Regions from separate parts of the Homo sapiens genome. Here region 1 is linked to region 2. A link is an interaction called in ENCODE POLR2A ChIA-PET data of the cell type or tissue named here. Cell type or tissue: HepG2. All regions are shown on one strand.

Region 1 (8,000 bases), 80 kb after region 2:
GGTAAGTGGGAACAAAGCTGTATTGAAGTAAGGAAATGATCAGATAGTAACTTGAACCCACAGGAATGGTAAATAAGAGGGCCGATATACAACAAACTCTACAAATATACACTTGCTCTCCTTTTATTCCTCTCAGCTTCTTTTTTTCTTTTTTTTTTTTGAGATGGAGTCTCACTCTGCTGCCCAGACTGGAGTACAATGGTGTGATCTCAGCTCACTGCAACCTCTGCCTCCGGGGTTCAAGGGATTCTCCTGCCTCCCAGGGCTAATTTTTACTATTTTTGGTAGAGACGGGGTTTCACCATGTTAGTTAGCCAGGCTGGTCTCAAACTCCTGGTCTCAAGTGACCCACCCACCTCGGCCTCCCAAAGTGTTGGGATTACAGGCATGAGCCACTGAACCTGGCCTCTCTCACCCTCTTAAAAAGATCATATAAGGTTATATAACATTATATAATATTACATAAAGTCACAATTATAACTATATAATTATGTGTAATAATTATTATGCTTTATTGGGTTTATAACATATGTAGATATAATATATATAACAATAGCACAAAAATGGGGGAAGTAACGTAGCTGTATAGGAGTAAAGTTTCTATATTTCACTGGAATTAAGTTAGCATTAATTTGAAGTAGATTGTGATAAATTAAGATGTGTATTGTAAGCCCTAAAGCAACCACTAGGCACATAATTTTAAAATATATAATTAAAATGTTACACTAGAAAATGCCCACTTAATAAAAAAAAGTAGTAAATTACAGTGGAAGAGATAAATAAAAAAGCATGAGACAAATAGTAAAAAACCAAAATGCCAGATATAAATCCAACCATATTAATAATGTTAATTAAATGAAAATGGATTAAATAATCTAAAGGCAGAGATTATCAGATTTGTTTTTTTTAAAGAATCCAACAAAAGGCTATCTAAAGGACATATTTTAGATTCAAAGAAACAAATAGGTTGAAATTTTTTTTAATGGGCAAAGATTATCATGCAAACAGCAACCACAGACAGCTGTAATGGCTATACTAATACCAGACCAAACAGACTTTACAACACAAAACAAATGTTATTGAAAATGAAGATTTGGCGGGGCGTGGTGGTTCACACCTGTAATCCCAGCACTTTAGGAGGCCGAGGCGGGCAGATCACGAGGTTAAGAGATCAAGACCATCCTGGCCAACATGGTGAAACCCCGTCTCTACTAAAAATACAAAAATTAGCTGGGCGTGGTGGCACACGACTGTAGTCCCATCTCCTCAGGAGGCTGAGGCAGGAGAATCACTTGAACCTGGGAGGCGGAGGTTGCAGTGAGCTGAGATTGCGCCACTGCACTCCAGCCTGGCGACAGAGTGAGACTCCATCTCAAAAAAAAAAAACAAAGAAAAAGAAAGAAGGAAAAATAAAATGAAGATTGGCCAGGCATGGTGGCTCATGCCTGTAATCCCAGCACTTCAGGAGGCCAAAGGCTGTTGGATCGCCTGAGCTCAGGAGATTGAGACCACCCTGGGTAACATGGTGAAACACCGTCTCTACTAAAATACAAAAAATGAGCCGGGCGTGGTGGCATGCGCCTGTAGTCACAGCTACTTGGGAGGCTGAGGCAGGAGAATCGCTTGAACCTGGAAGGCGGAGGTTGCTGTGAGCTGAGATTGCGCAACTGCACTCCAGCCTGGGCGACAGAGTGAGACTCCATCTCAAAAAAAAAAAGAAAGAAAGAAAGAAAAAGAAAATGAAGATTGAAGATTGATAAAGAGGTCAATCCATTAGAAAGATATAACATTTGTAAACATATACACATACATAGACCTAAGAACAGAGCCCCAAAATTCATGATGCAAAACTGACGGAATTGAAGGGAGAAATAGACAATTCAACAACAGTAATTGGATACTTCAATACTTTATAATAATGGATAGAACAACTAGGCAGAAGATCAACAAGAAAATAAAAAACTTGAGCAACACTATAAACTAATTAGAACTAACGGGTATTTAAAAAACACTCCACCCGGCCGGGCGCGGTGGCTCACGCCTGTAATCCCAGCACTTTGGGAGGCCGAGGCGGGCGGATCACAAGGTCAGGAGATCGAGACCATCCTGAAACCCCGTCTCTACTAAAAAATACAAAAAAAAAAAAAATTTAGCCAGGCGTGGTGGCAGGCGCCTGTAGTCCCAGCTACTCGGGAGGCTGAGGCAGGAGAATGGCGTAAACGCGGGAGGCGGAGCTTGCAGTGCGTGGAGATCGCGCCACTGCACTCCAGCCTGGGCGACAGAGCGAGACTCTGTCTCAAAAAAAAAAAAACACTCCACCCAACAACAGCAGAATGCGCACTCTTCTCAAATGTACACGGAACACCCTCCAGATTAGGCCATAAACTAGGCCACAAAACAAACCTCAAAAAATTGAAAAGACTTGAAATCATACAATGAATGTTTTCTGAACACAATATAATTAAATTAGAAATCAATAACAGAAATAAATTTGCAGAATTCACAAATAAGTGTAAATTGAACAACACATTCCTAAATAACTCATGGGTCAGAGAAGAAATCACAAAAGAAATTTTAAAGTACTTTGAGAGGAATTAAAATGAAAACACTGCATATCAAAACATTGGATGTAGTGATAGCAGTACTCAGAGAAATTTCTAGCTGCAAATACCTATATTCAAGAAAAGAAAGATTCATTTCAATTGATGCTGAAAAAGCATTTGAAAAAATTCAACATCCCTTCATGATTTTAAAAAAAACCCTCAAAAAACTGGGGATAGAAGGAACATACCTCAAAATAATGAAAGCCATATACGACAGACCTACAGCTAGTGTCATACTGAACGGGGAAAAATCGAAAGCCTTTCCTCTAAGATCTGGAACATGACAAGGATGCCCACTGTCATCACTGCTATTCAACATAGTGAGGCAGGAGAATAGGGTCTGGAGGAAGGGAACCTAAGGTCAATTTGCACTGACTTCCTAGAACTGAATCAAAAGGAAAATCCCGGCCGGGTGCAGTGGCTCACACCTGTAATTCCAGCACTTTGGGAAGCTGAGGCAGGCAGATTACCTAAGGTCAGGAGTTTGAGACCAGCCTGGCCAACATGGTGAAACCCCATCTCTACTAAAAATACAAAAATTAGCCGGGCGTGGTAGCAGGCGCCTATAATCCCAGCTACTTGGGAGGCTGAGGCAGAAGAATCGCTTGAGCCCAGGAGGCGAAGGTTGCAGTTAGCCGAGATTGCGCCACTGCACTCCAGCCCAGGCGACAGAGCGAGACTCTTGTCTCAAAAAAAAAAAGAAAAGAAAAGAAAAGAAAAGAAAAGAAAAGAAAAGAAAAACCCCAACTTTCCCTGCCCAAGTAACAAAATGACAGAAGTTACTCCTTTTGCATGGCAGATGAGAAACAGAAAGTACCCCTGATTGGTCCTCTCCCGCAACCAATCAGACATTTGCATAGGGTGTAACTTTGTAACTTCACTTCAGCCTCTGACTGATCGCCTTCCACAACCAATCATACTGGTCACAGGCTACCACTTCATCTACACAGGGAGCAAATCAAGCAACCAATAGGAAACATCTAAAGACTATTTAAACCCCAGAAAATTGTGTAAGCAGCACTCTTGAGCTGCTTGCTCTAGCCTGCTCGCAGTCTGTGGAGTGCACTTTCATTTCAATAAATCTATGCTTTCATTGCTTCATTCTTTCGTTTGTTTTGTGCGTTTTCTCCAATTCTTTGTTCAAAATGCCAAGAACCTGGACCACTTGTAGTCAAGACCCTCCACCAGTAACAACAGTACTTAAGTCCAATCAGACAAGAGAAAGATATAAAGGGGATCCAAAGGGGAAAGGAAGAAGTCAAATTATCCCTGTTTACTGATGATATGGTCTTATATTTGTAAAAACTGGAAGATGCCACAAGAAAACTATTAGAATTGATAAATTCAGTAAAGTTGCAAGATACAAAATCAACATACAAAAATCAGTAGTATTTCTATTACTATATGCCAACAGTGAACAATGTGCAAAAGAAATATAAAAAGTAATCACATTTACAATAACCACACATAAAATTAAATACCTAGGAATTAACTTAACCAAAGAAGTAAAAGATCTCTATAAGGAAAACTATGAAACACTGAAGAATTAAATTGAAGAGGACACCAAAAAATGGAAAAATATTCCATATTCATGGATTGGAAGAATCAATATTGTTTAAATGTCCATACTACCCAAAGCAATCTACAAATTAAAAGCAATCCCTATCAAACTATCAATGACATTCTTCACAGAATAAAAAAAAATCCTAAAATTTATATGAAACCACAAAAGACCCAGAACAGCCAAAGCTATCCTAAGCAAAAAGAACAAAGCTGGAAGAATCATATTACCTGGCTTCAAATTAGACTACAGAGCTATAGTAACCAAAACAACATTGTACTGGCATTTTAAAAAGGCACATACACCAATGGAACAGAATAGAAAACCCAGAAACAAGTCCACACACCTACAGTGAACTCATTTTTGACAAAGGTGCCAAGAACACACACTGGAGAAAAGACAGTATCTTCAATAAATGGTGCTGGGGGTAGGGTATGGTGTCTCACACCAGTAATCCCAGCACTCTGGGAAGCTGAGATGGACGGATTGCTTGAGTCCAGGAGTTCAAGACCAGCCTGGGCAACATGGTGAAACCCTGTCTCTACTGAAAATACACAAAATTGGCTGGTGTGTGCCTGTAGTCCCAGCTACCCAGGAGGCTGAGGTTGAGGCTGCAGTGAGCCATGATTGTGCCATTGCACTCCAGCCTGGGCAACAGAGTGAGACCCTGTCTCAGAATAAATAAATAAGTAAATAGATAATGATAGATAGATAGATAGATAGATAGATAGATAGATAGAGCTGGGAAAACTGGATATCCATATGCTGAAGAATGAAACTAGACCCCTATCTCTCATCATATACAAAAATAAAATCAAAATGGATTAAGGACTTAAATATAAGTCCTCAAACTGTGAAACTACTATAGGAAACCATAGGGGAAAATCTCCAGGCAAAACTTTCTTGACCAATACCCAACAAGCACAGGCAACTAAAACAAAAATGGACAAATGGAATCACATCAAGTTAAAAAGCTTCTGCACAGCAAAGGATACAATCAAAAAAGTGAAGGAACAACCTACAGAATGGAATAAAATATGTACAAACTAACCATCTGACAAGTGATTAATAACCAAAATATATAAGGAGCTCAAACAACTATATAGAAAAAAATCTAATAATCCGATCAAAAATGAACAAAAGATCTGAATAGACATTTCTCAAAAGAAGACACACGAATGGCAAACAGGCATATAAAAAGGTATTCAACATCATTGATCATCAGAGAAATGCAAATCAAAACTAAATGAGGTATCATCTCACCCCAGTTAAAATGGCTTTTATCCAAAAGACAGGCAATAACAAATGCTGGCAAGGATGTAGAGAAAAGGGAACCCTTGTACACTGTTAGTGGGAATGTAAATTAGTACAACCACTATGAAGAACAGTTTGGAGGTTTCTCAAAAAACTAAAAATTGGGGTTAGACGCAGCGCCCAGGGGCGGCTGAAGAAACGTGAGGGGTGTGGACAAATCCTCCAAGATTTAACTTCCAAGGAAACCGGCGGCGGACCGGGTGGAGGAGGCAAGGATGTGTGGCCAGTGCACACGGAGTGCAAGGCCGCCTAGTTGGGAGCCGCAAGAGCCTGCCTGGTGTGGCAGGCACACGAAACCCAATCCCTGTCTGTCCGCTGCGGCCTGGGAAGGGAGCGCCGGCCTCACCAGAGGAAGAAGCACGAGGGGAGGAGTTCCGAGAGGAAATAATTAGTGAAATATGTGCAGAAGATACTGGGATGTGGATTTAATTCCGGATGGACAGTGGTGCTTCTGATTCCCTCAGTCTGTTTCCCCACCCACGATCTCCTCTTTCCTTGACCTAGACACACCAAAAATAATTCAATAAAATAAAAATTAAAATTAAAAAAAAAACAACTAAAAATTGGGCTACCATATGATCCATCAATCCCACCACTGGGTATCCACCCAAAAGAAAGGAAATCAATATATTGAAGAGATATCTGCACTCCTGAGTTTGTCGCAGCACTGTTTATAATAGCTAAGATTTCGAAGCAACCTAGGTGTCTAACAACAGCTGAATGGATAAAGAAAATGTGGCACGTATATACAGTGGAGTACTACTCAGCCATAAAAAAAGAATGAGATACAGTCATTTGCAACAATACGGCCAGAACTAGAGATCATTATGTTAAATGAAATAAGCCAGGCACAGAAAGACAAACATCGCATGTTCTCACTTATTCGTGGGATCTGAAAATCAAAACAATTGAACCCATGAACATGGAGAAGAGAAGGATAGTTACCAGAGGCTGGGAAGGGTAGTGGGAGGGTGGTGGAAGAGGTGAGGATGGTTAATGGGTACACAAAAAAATAGTTAGAAAGAATGAATAAGACCTACTATTTGATAGCACAACAAGGTGACTATAGTCAATAATAACTTAATTGTATATTTTTAAATAACTTAAAGAATGTGATTGGATTGTTTGTAACTCAAAGGATAAATGCTTGAGGGGATGGATACCCCATTCTCCATGGTGTGCTTATTTCACGATGCATGCCTGTATCAAAACATCTCAGGTACCTTATAAATATATACACCTACTAAGTGCCCAAAAAAATGAAAAATAGAAAATAAAACAAAAAAGAGAAAAGACCTCAAACCAATAACCTAAACTTCCGACTTAATACTTAGAAAAAGAAGAGCAAACTAAACACAATGTAAATATAATGAAGAAAATAATAAAGATTAGAGGTGAAATACAGAATAGAAAATAGAGAAAGACAATAAAACCAAAAGATGGTTCTTTCAAAAGATAAAAAAAAAATCAATAAGCCTTCTTTTAACAAAGAAAAAAAGATTCAAATGACTAAAATCAGAAATAAAAGAAAGGATGTTACTACCAATCTTAAATAAATTAAAAGGATTGGCCGGGCGTGGTGGCTCACGTCTGTAATCCCAGCACTTTGGGAAGCCGAGGTGGGTGGATCACGAGGTCAGGAGATCGAGACCCTCCTGGCTAACACGGTGAAACCCCGTCTCTACTAAAAATAAAAAAAATAAAAATAAAAATTAGCTGGGCATGGTGGTGGGCACCTGTAGTCCCAGCTACTCAGAAGGCTGAGGCAGGAGAATGGAGTGAACTCGGGAGGCAGAGCTTGCAGTGAGCCGAGATCGCGCCACTGCACTCCAGCCTGGGCGACAGTGCGAGACTCCATCTTGATAAATAAATAAATAAATAAATAAATCGGATTGCAAGAGAATACTATGAACAACCACACATCCTTAGGTAATTTAGATGAAATTGACAAATTCCAAGATGCAAACTATCAAAACTGACTCAGGAAGAAATGAAAAATCGGAATAGACCTATAACACATAAATAAACTGAATAAGTAATTTTAAAACTTCCCACAAAGAAAAGCTTATGCTCAGTTGTCTTCACTGGTGAATCCTACTAACCATTGAAAAAGAATTTATTTTTTAAAAATTTTATTTTATAACAGACAGGGTCTTGCTCTGTCATCCAGGCTGGAATGCAGTGACACAATCATAGCTCACTGCAGCCTCGAACTCCTGAGTTCAAGTGATCCTCCCACCTCAGCCTCCCACAGTGCTGGGATTAGAGGCATGAGCCACTGTGCCCAGCCAAAAATAAATTAATATCAACAAAGATACTACAAGAAAACTACAGATCAATTTTCCTTATGAAAAGAGATGCAAACATCCTTAAGAAAATACTAGCACACTGAATTCAGCAGCATATTAGAAGTATTGTACATCCTTCTATTGGGCTTTATTTCTGGAATGCAAGGTTGACTGAACATCCAAAAATCAATCAATGTTCCAGACACAGTGGCTCACACCTGTAATCCCAGCACT
Region 2 (8,000 bases):
GAGTTTCAGTTGATTAGGCCTGTCCCTCTAACCCTGTTGGAGTCCATGATGACAAGTATTTACAGCATGGGGGTGGGTAAGAGGAGAGCAGACGGGACAACAGGGCAGGACCATGCTGTCCTGGCAAAGGACCTGCCTGGAAAACTCCCTACAGGCTCCAGAAGGCAAGGCATAGTTGCCACCACTGCTGTTCTTTCACTGTGGGCCCTCAGACCACATGCTCTGCCCAAGGATTGTAGGGGAGGGCTGTCACTGTGAAGTGAGTGCACTGGGCCCTGAAGTGAGCAGAGAGAGGAGGCAATGCCCTTGCTCATGATGCTGGGGAGAGGGGTATGGAGAAGGCCTGGGCTGCATGCTAGAGACTCCTTGCCCATTTGGAGATGTGTCTGTTGCTCTCTACTTTCCAAGGCACCAAGTGCTGGTCCCTCAGCTTCTGGCTGCATTGTCCCCAGAGTCACAACTGCATCCATGCAAGGGCCAGGAAGGACAGTCCATGGACCAGAGGCCTGCTCCAGCCACCTTCACAGAGGGGCGATGATGTATCCTGTGGGTACAGTGGGGGATGAGGAGTGGCAGATGTCAGAATTTCAAACTCAGAGGGCTTGGCCAGAAAGGAAATTTGCTGAAAAGTCAGTACTTTAGAGCCTGAGACTAGGCCTGCTGGAGGCTGACCTCCTAACATTTCCCTGCCTGTTCCCTACTTCTTGTCCCATCCCCTGGCCTGTAGTGGAAAGGACTATTGCCTTGGTCTCCAAGGCACATCCCCACACAGACCTGGTCCTGGGTGGCCAGAGGTGTTAGGTGATGGCTTCCCTCAGCCCTTGCTCAGATGGCTGCATTCAGCCCATACCTGATCTTTGGGATGAGGCAGGTATTCCATGGGTGGGGTGAGGCCAAGTCCCAGAAAGGCAAGGGTGTTAAGTCCAACACAAAGGTTGGCAGCTTCCTGTCCCATCCATAGCTACCAGAGGTGAGCGAGGAGCCCTCTCTGAAGGGGTGTGTAGATCTTATAGAAAAGCATGAGAAATGCGGACCCCTGAGAAATGCATGGTGCAAACCAGAGCACTCTGGACGAAGGTCAGGCCTTGAAGGGTCAGGCAGGTACTGCCTGCCGCACTCCTGGCTCAATGGTAAAAAAGCTGATGAGCAGCGGGACGCTTGGGCTTTGGAGAAGGGGGTGAGCAGGGAGCATAGGTCCTGGGGACAGATGCAGAGAGGGTCACACAGGACCTTCTGTAAGATTTGCTATTGAGAAACTTCACAAGAAACTTAGCTTGAAGCCACTGTTTATATGAACAGTTCCAGATGACCACTGTCAACTGTTCTCACCACAAGTGCCAAAGGCCCAGCTCTTCCTGAGCATCCATTGACCCCCTAGCTCCAGCCCAGATCTCCTGGCTCACAGTCCTTTGAGCCTCCTAGCCACAGAGGAGAGGCATGAAACAGGTGCAGTCAAGAGCTGGGGTCCCTCGGGCACAGCCTGGCTCTGCTCTTGCCTCTGCCTCTCTGGCTGTGGATGCCGCCCAGCTCTGCCCTTGCGTGGTGCCCTCTGGGAAAGGGCTGTCAGATGCCTCTGGCTCAGGGTTGGGGTAGGAAGGGAAAATGACAGACAGACAGATATCCTACAGCAAACCTTCAGAATGTCCATACACACACATCCTGTGCAGGCTCCTACCATTGCGTCTGCTCTGGGGATTCCTTTTTACCTGCTGTCCTGGACAGAGAAAACTGCAGGGTATGTGGGGGCCTTTTACTGCCTGCCCTGCAGCCTGGCACGCTCAGGCAACAATTCTGGCAGGTCCTCACTAGCTTGTGCAGAAGTCAGCTAGAAGTGCTCCTGAAGGAGAGGTTCTGAGGCAAAAAGAACTCCAAGCAAGAGGGTCAAGCATTTAAAATGGATGAAATCGTGCAAAGAGGCTGCGAGCTGTGCATGCTCCACTGCAGGACAGGCGGTGACTCACCTGGCAGCAGCGAGTCCTGCCACAGGTCAAACATGCCACAGACTGAGAATTTCACACACACAATGGGAGCAGGGGTGGGGTGGGGAGGGGTGGGGGTTTTATGAGTGTATCTATCCAGTTTCTCAATTGCATGTTTGCAATTAACTCCTTATACATAACATGGAATTTATTAAATATTAACAGTTGTCATTGAGGGTTTATATTTCATTGCATAGAACGTTAGAGATGAGACTTGTGGCTGTGCCCCAGATGAAAGGAGGCCCCCAAGGGAAGAGCCCTGGGGAGGAATGCTGCCCAGTCCACCGGATGGATAGACAGTGCCACATTCCCCCGCACAGGGCTCTGGGCCTTTCCCTTGGCTGGCAGAAGTCCTGGCCCCTCTGCTCTGAGTACACCCACTGGTGATGGCTTAAGAACGACTGGAATTGCACAGTAAACAGAGGCGGGCTGGGAGGCCTCCCCAGACCTCGCCCTGGGGTTGTGCTCTTGGTGGCCTGCTGCCCCCTATTGCTTCTAAGTCAACATTCTCCCTGTGCTGAGCAGGGGCAGAGCAGAGAGGAAACCAAACCATCAGTCACAAGGTGGTGGTGGAGGGGGAGAGGCAAGGGAGTGAGCCAAGAGAAGAGAGAAAGGGGGAGAGAGAAACAAAAGAAAAATGTTTATGAGGTATACACGTAAATCAAACTGGAATGATTAAGGCTGTTCTTGAAATCAAAAGAAATCCCCAGGTGTACAGACGAGGAGCCGGCTGGTTGAGACAATGGCGGTGCCGCTGGGATGCTCACGATGGCTAGGGGGATGGCTTTGAGATGGTGGCAGTGTGCTAGCACGCTGCCACCCACGGGCTGGGAGAAGCCTCAGCCGGCGCCCACGCTGCTTTTCGGTGCTATGGCCTCTTATTTCAGCGATGAGACAGTGTTAGGTCCTAATGTTTGTAAAGTTCTCCCAACCCCTGGCCACATGGAGGTCTGCTCCGATGTCACCCAGAGGGCATGTGACGGGCAGGGCCCTGTGCCACAGAGGGATCCGGGCCAGCTGGAATGTGAAGGAAACGGAGCCCAGGGCCCCCAGCCCTCAGTCAAAGCCCCTCTCCAAGGCTGTGGAAAAACTTCTGGCATCTCGGAGGGAGGGCAGTGTGTGCCCAAACTCTGTGTATAACGCACGGGAAGCCTGGCCGGCCAGGCCGCAAAAAGGCGGCTGTGGGAAGTACGGCAAGACACCATGGTGGCAGGGTTTCTGGAGAGGGTTCTCCCTCCCAACAAGGGCTGTGCCTTGAAGGTGGTGCCCTGCAGAGAGCAGCATCTCTGGAAAGACAATCAAAGGTCCCCTGGCCAGTGGTCCGACTTGTCCAGCAGATGCTTCACCCAGGCAGCTGCTGTGAGAAAACATCACGTCCTCAACTGAGGCCTGCCTGCCACGTCCCACCTGGTGAGTCTTTGGGCCAAGGGTTTGCCAGATTGTAGATGCTTGAAAGAGAAAAGGAGGGAGGGAGGAAGGAAAGAAGAAAAGAAAGGATTCTGTCAAGAATTGTAGATAGCTGCTTCTCACCCTCACATTCCTCTCAGCCATCTGCCTGTGCTAGCGGCCACCTCCTCACCCACGGGGTGCCATGCCACTCAGGCTTGGGGAGATGGGTGCTTGGGCAGGTTGGAGGTCACAGAGAGGACAGCAAGAAAGAAGAATCAGGTCAGCCAGGAAGGGACACTTCTTTTAATGTAACAAAAGTTCCTTTTTTTTTTTTTTTTTTGGCTTAAGAGTGATGGAGAAGGGATTTGGTTTGAAATGGCAAACCTCTCCAAGCCCATCTCTGAAATTGCCGTAAAGAATTTCAGGAGAGGGATACTCACGGCAGCACTGTCCACTTGACCCAATCATTAGCCGAATGCTAGAACTCAAGGGAGATTTCTTTAACTATAAAGTCAGTGGTCTCAGTGGCCCAACCACACCATGTGGCAGGACGCAGAACAAAGCTGTGTCTGTGCTTCCTTTCCCTGCTCAGGAGCCATACCCTGGCCCCAAACCCAAGGTAGGTACTGTCATGAATCCAGGCCATGGGCTGTCCCTCCTTCCCCCACTTTCAGCACCACTTGTGATTTCACATCTGTTCCAGGGCAACTCCAAGGAAACATCAGCTGAGCGGGAAGCCGCAGGAAGCCCGCTGTGGGAGGGTGAAGGCAGGAAGAACGCTAAGGGCTGCACTATGGCTACTGTAATTAGAATAAATTCCAGGCTCCTTACTTGGCCTGCACAACCCACCCCAGCTGGCTCCCACCCCCTTGGACTTTACCCCTGACCACCTCTCCCCTCCACTGTGGCCCTGGCTATACTGGCCTTTGCCCTGTCCCTGGTCCCATCCCAGCATCCGATCATCCGTCAGTGCTGTTCCCTCCCCTTTTTTCATCCCACCGCAGTCGTCCTCCTCCCTCAAGCTTCCCTCACATATCTTCTGCTCTGAGCACTTTGTCTAGAGCAGACCCCACTGCTTCCATAGCTCTGCTTCTCTGGCTTTATAACACTCATCACTTTCAGAAAGTACCTTTTTAATTGAATTTTATTTTTAAACTTATTTATTCTCTATCTCCTTTAATGGATTGTCAGCTTCAGAGGGCAGGGACTTGGTTTTGTTCTCTGCCATATCCCCAGATCCTGGAAGAGTGCCTGGCACATACCTGGGGCTTGACAAACATTTGTTGAATAAATGGACGGAAGCCTGGGCCTTTCCAGGGCCCCACTGCTTTTCCAGAGAAAGGTAGCCTGTGAGGTATCACACCTAGCTCCTTCCCTCCCACAACCAGTGCTGGCCCGGGCCCAGCATCTGCCAGCCCCAGGGCTCCCTTGAAGTGACCTGCTCACTGACCGCCAGGCCCCGCCATGGATAACACATACATGCTTGTGCACCGTGAGAAGCACCCTGAAGGGGCAAGGAGGGAGAAGAGGAGGGTCCGAGGGCTATGGGATGATGGTCAGTGGTCCTGGCTGTGCACAGAGCTGTACCAACAGCCAGGTGATTCTCCTCCCACCCAGGATGATGCACTTCCTCCTCCTCCCACAGAGGCAGGGCCAAGGCCAGGGCCAGGGCCAGGGCCAGGACAGGCTCCAGGAAGTGGTGTCCCAACCTGCCTTGGCCACTGCAGCCCAGACAGGGTGAGGGCTCCCATCCTGAGGCCCTTCTGCCCTCTCCCTGAGCTGACTTAGTCTGGGGCTGAGACTCCCTTTCCTCTATGTCCCTTCCTGTCTGCCTCTCTACTCCTTCCACTCTTCTATCCTGTGGGCCACAAGCTCAGCCTGTGAAGCCAGGAGTGTTTTGACTTCATTCCCAGAGCTGCAGATGTGACTCTGTGGGGTTTGGGGACTCTAATCTCTTCCAAGTGGCTGGAGCAAAGGCACCAGCAGCAGACATCAGGGAAGAAGCATGTTCCCCTACAGGTGCCACAGACTACCAGGTCCTTCAGGATGACTTTGAACTCAGTGCCCAGCACATAGACTTCAAGTTGTGAGGTGCAGTTAGCCGTGCTGGGCTCTTCTCCAAGGGTGCCACCTGACTTGTCTGGCACCATCTCAGGCAGCTCTGTGGCCCCTGCCTCTGCGGGGTAGAGGGCTGCTGGGCCCATCGCAGCTGAAGGAAACCCAACAGGCCCTTCCCAGTTCACACTTGTCAGAACTGGCTAGCTGTCATCAGCCAGGCCTTGGCCCTTCACCCCTCCTCCGGCCCATCTCACCCTGATCCTGACACTCACTGTTATACGCAGAGTCCAGAGCTGCGCCCAGGCCTCTGACTCCAGAGATTTTTCCACAGCAATGATACCTCTCTTCATTTCTTCAAGAGCCTGTGGAGCATTTAGAGGAGGGCTGGAGAGGAGTTGCATCCCTGGAGGCCTACCTACAACCCAGTGCCAGCCCAGTGCTGTGAGAGCCCTGCAGGGGATGGCAGATGGTTTGAAAGCCAGGGCACTGGCCCTGGCTTTGGCCCCTCCTTTGCTGGGGACCCCTACTGTGTTGGCCCCATGGTAGGGGCTCTGTGCACAGTGTCCCTCCTTTTTCTCCTCCCACATTCAGAGAAGGGAACATTGCAGCTCTGGGTACTGAACCAGCCGAAGACTGGACTCCTCCCAGAGGACCCCTTCGGACTTAGAGCCCCACCCCCACCCCCAGTGCCTCGGGCCTTTCCCAGAAGAGGCAAGGTACAGGCTGCTTGTACTCACCATGCTGGGCATGGTCACCAGAATGAGGAAAATTTTTTGCCAAAAGCAGAGACAGCTGTGACAAAGAAAGAGGAGAGAGCCATCAGGAAATTGGGCCAGACCCCTCCCAGTCAGGGCCACTTGGCATAGTGAAGGCAAGCTCAGCCCAAGGGGCAGAGATTGCCCGGAGAACAACTGGGCATCAGCAGGTGGGCTCTCTGGCTGGCCTCTGCCTGGGTGACTGAGTCTGGAATCATCTCACAGACCCAGCCTGTACCAGAGTAGCCACCCACCACAGACCAGTTGCAGGCAGTGCATACCTTCCGTCAGTTTGCCAGCTTGCTCGGCTGCCCCGCCAGGGAGGATCTTGGAGAACACGCTCTCCCCATCGGCACCTGGCTGGCCGGCGGGAGCCCCTGGGGTTCCTCCAGGCCTGGCTCCAGCCTTCACACCTAGGAGGAAAGAAATCGCCATAATGAGCTATGCACGGCCTGGCTCTTTAGGGTCTAAGAGGGCAAGTACCCACGAGAGAATCTGAACACAGGTACCCTATAAGGTGGGAAGGTGAGAAGGAGGCTAGGGAAATAAAGAGAAGAAGGTAAGAACAGGAAGACAAGGGGTGGGAGAAGGCAGAAAAAAGGAGGTTGAGGAAGGGAAAGAAGAAGAAAGGGAAAAAAAGGCAGAGAAGAGCAGGAAAGGGGAAGGAAGGAGGGAGCAAGAAGCCATGGTCCCCACCCTGTGCTCACCAGTGCCTTCCTGCTTCTCTGCCCAAAGCTGCTTGGGCCCTAAAGCCCCTGTGCTGGTGACCTCATTGGCTTATTCTAACCCCAGGCTTGTTTTCTGCTGGGGAGGTCTACAGCCCCTGGGGCACCTTCTCAGGGATTAGTGAGGGCATGCAGTGTGGGGGAGCTCAGGGCACAGGTGGTATAGAGAGAGAACAGCCTGGGTGCTCTGGGCCACAGCCAAGGGTGTCAAAGGATAGGCTCACCTGCAGGTCCAGGTCCTGGTGCTGGCTGGGCCTGAGGAGCCCTCCCCTGTTGCGGTGCTTTGGCTGTCCCTTTAGAGCCATTTGTCTGTTCTGCCCGTGGCTGCAACACAGAACCTATAGCTAAGATTCTGCCCATGCCCAGCCTGGAACCAAGGGGATGTCCAAGCTTCATTCATAGCATCTTCCCTGGTTACAACCCATGCATGGGAGCTCTGCTTACCGGTCCTGCTGGTTGAGGACCTGTGGCTGTGCTGGGGCCTGGCTGAGGCTTCCCTGCAGGCTGGCTGGCAGCAGGGGCTGAGCCCCGGGTGGTTGGCTGGCTCTGTTGCTGCAGCCGAGCCTGTGTCAGAGCCTGCTGTGGGGGCTGCAGCCCAAGACCTTGCTGCTGCTGCTGTGTCTGTGGCTGGCGTGATGCTGCCCCAGAGGGTATTTGCCTGGATGATGGTGACTGTGACTGCTGTGGTCCTGGAGCTGCCTGCCGACCTTGCAGCTGCGGCTGCGCCTGGGGTTCTGCCTTTGACTGCAGTGCAGCGGGCCCGGAGTGGGCTTGCCGGGAGCCCTTCTTGCTGTCAGAGGCATGATGGTATGCGGATGAAGCACGGGATGGCTGTGAGTACTCAGCAGAGCTGGGATACCCAGGCTGACCCTTCTTCGGCATAGCTGGAGCAGAGCTGGGCTGAGAGTGGGGCCGGGCCTCATGGCGACCCAGGTCCCGAGCGTGTGGTTTGGCAGCACGCCGTCCCGGCTCCTCACCAGTGTGGCGGCCTGAGTGCCGCCCGTGGTCACCGTGCCGGTGTTCCTTGGCTGAGGCATGGCGGCCTGGGCCACCCTCATCATGAGGCCACAGGCCCTCCTCAGGGGGTTCATCGT

Evidence for each region. ChIA-PET counts read pairs that join two places held together with the same protein. Peaks named below come from ENCODE experiments on the same cell type or tissue, not always from the same donor. Only the 100,000 strongest peaks of a DNase experiment are listed, where the experiment ranks them.
Region 1: POLR2A ChIA-PET joins it to region 2 with 10 read pairs; 6 of 35 experiments call an interaction of 5 or more read pairs at or near these places.

Annotation. Positions count from the first base shown.
Region 1 is chr3:49,583,231-49,591,230 of GRCh38, reverse strand. All of the region lies in intron 1 of BSN (bassoon presynaptic cytomatrix protein), which reads right to left. Among named protein-coding and RNA genes, the nearest start is that of BSN, 33 kb to the right of the region's middle. In HepG2, no CTCF peak of the experiment used is centred here; a DNase peak (open chromatin) is centred at 3,500; H3K4me3 peaks cover 1,567 bases.
Region 2 is chr3:49,663,017-49,671,016 of GRCh38, reverse strand. BSN (bassoon presynaptic cytomatrix protein) reads right to left here. Exons shown (of 12, transcript NM_003458.4): 7 at 7,351-8,000; 8 at 7,131-7,230; 9 at 6,463-6,594; 10 at 6,164-6,218; 11 at 5,699-5,788; 12 at 1-3,427. The coding sequence ends at 6,178. Among named protein-coding and RNA genes, the nearest start is that of APEH, 7.3 kb to the left of the region's middle. RefSeq lists an enhancer at 4,127-4,421 and a silencer at 4,127-4,421. In HepG2, a CTCF peak has its summit at 2,461 (motif pointing left); DNase peaks (open chromatin) are centred at 2,416, 4,246 and 5,026.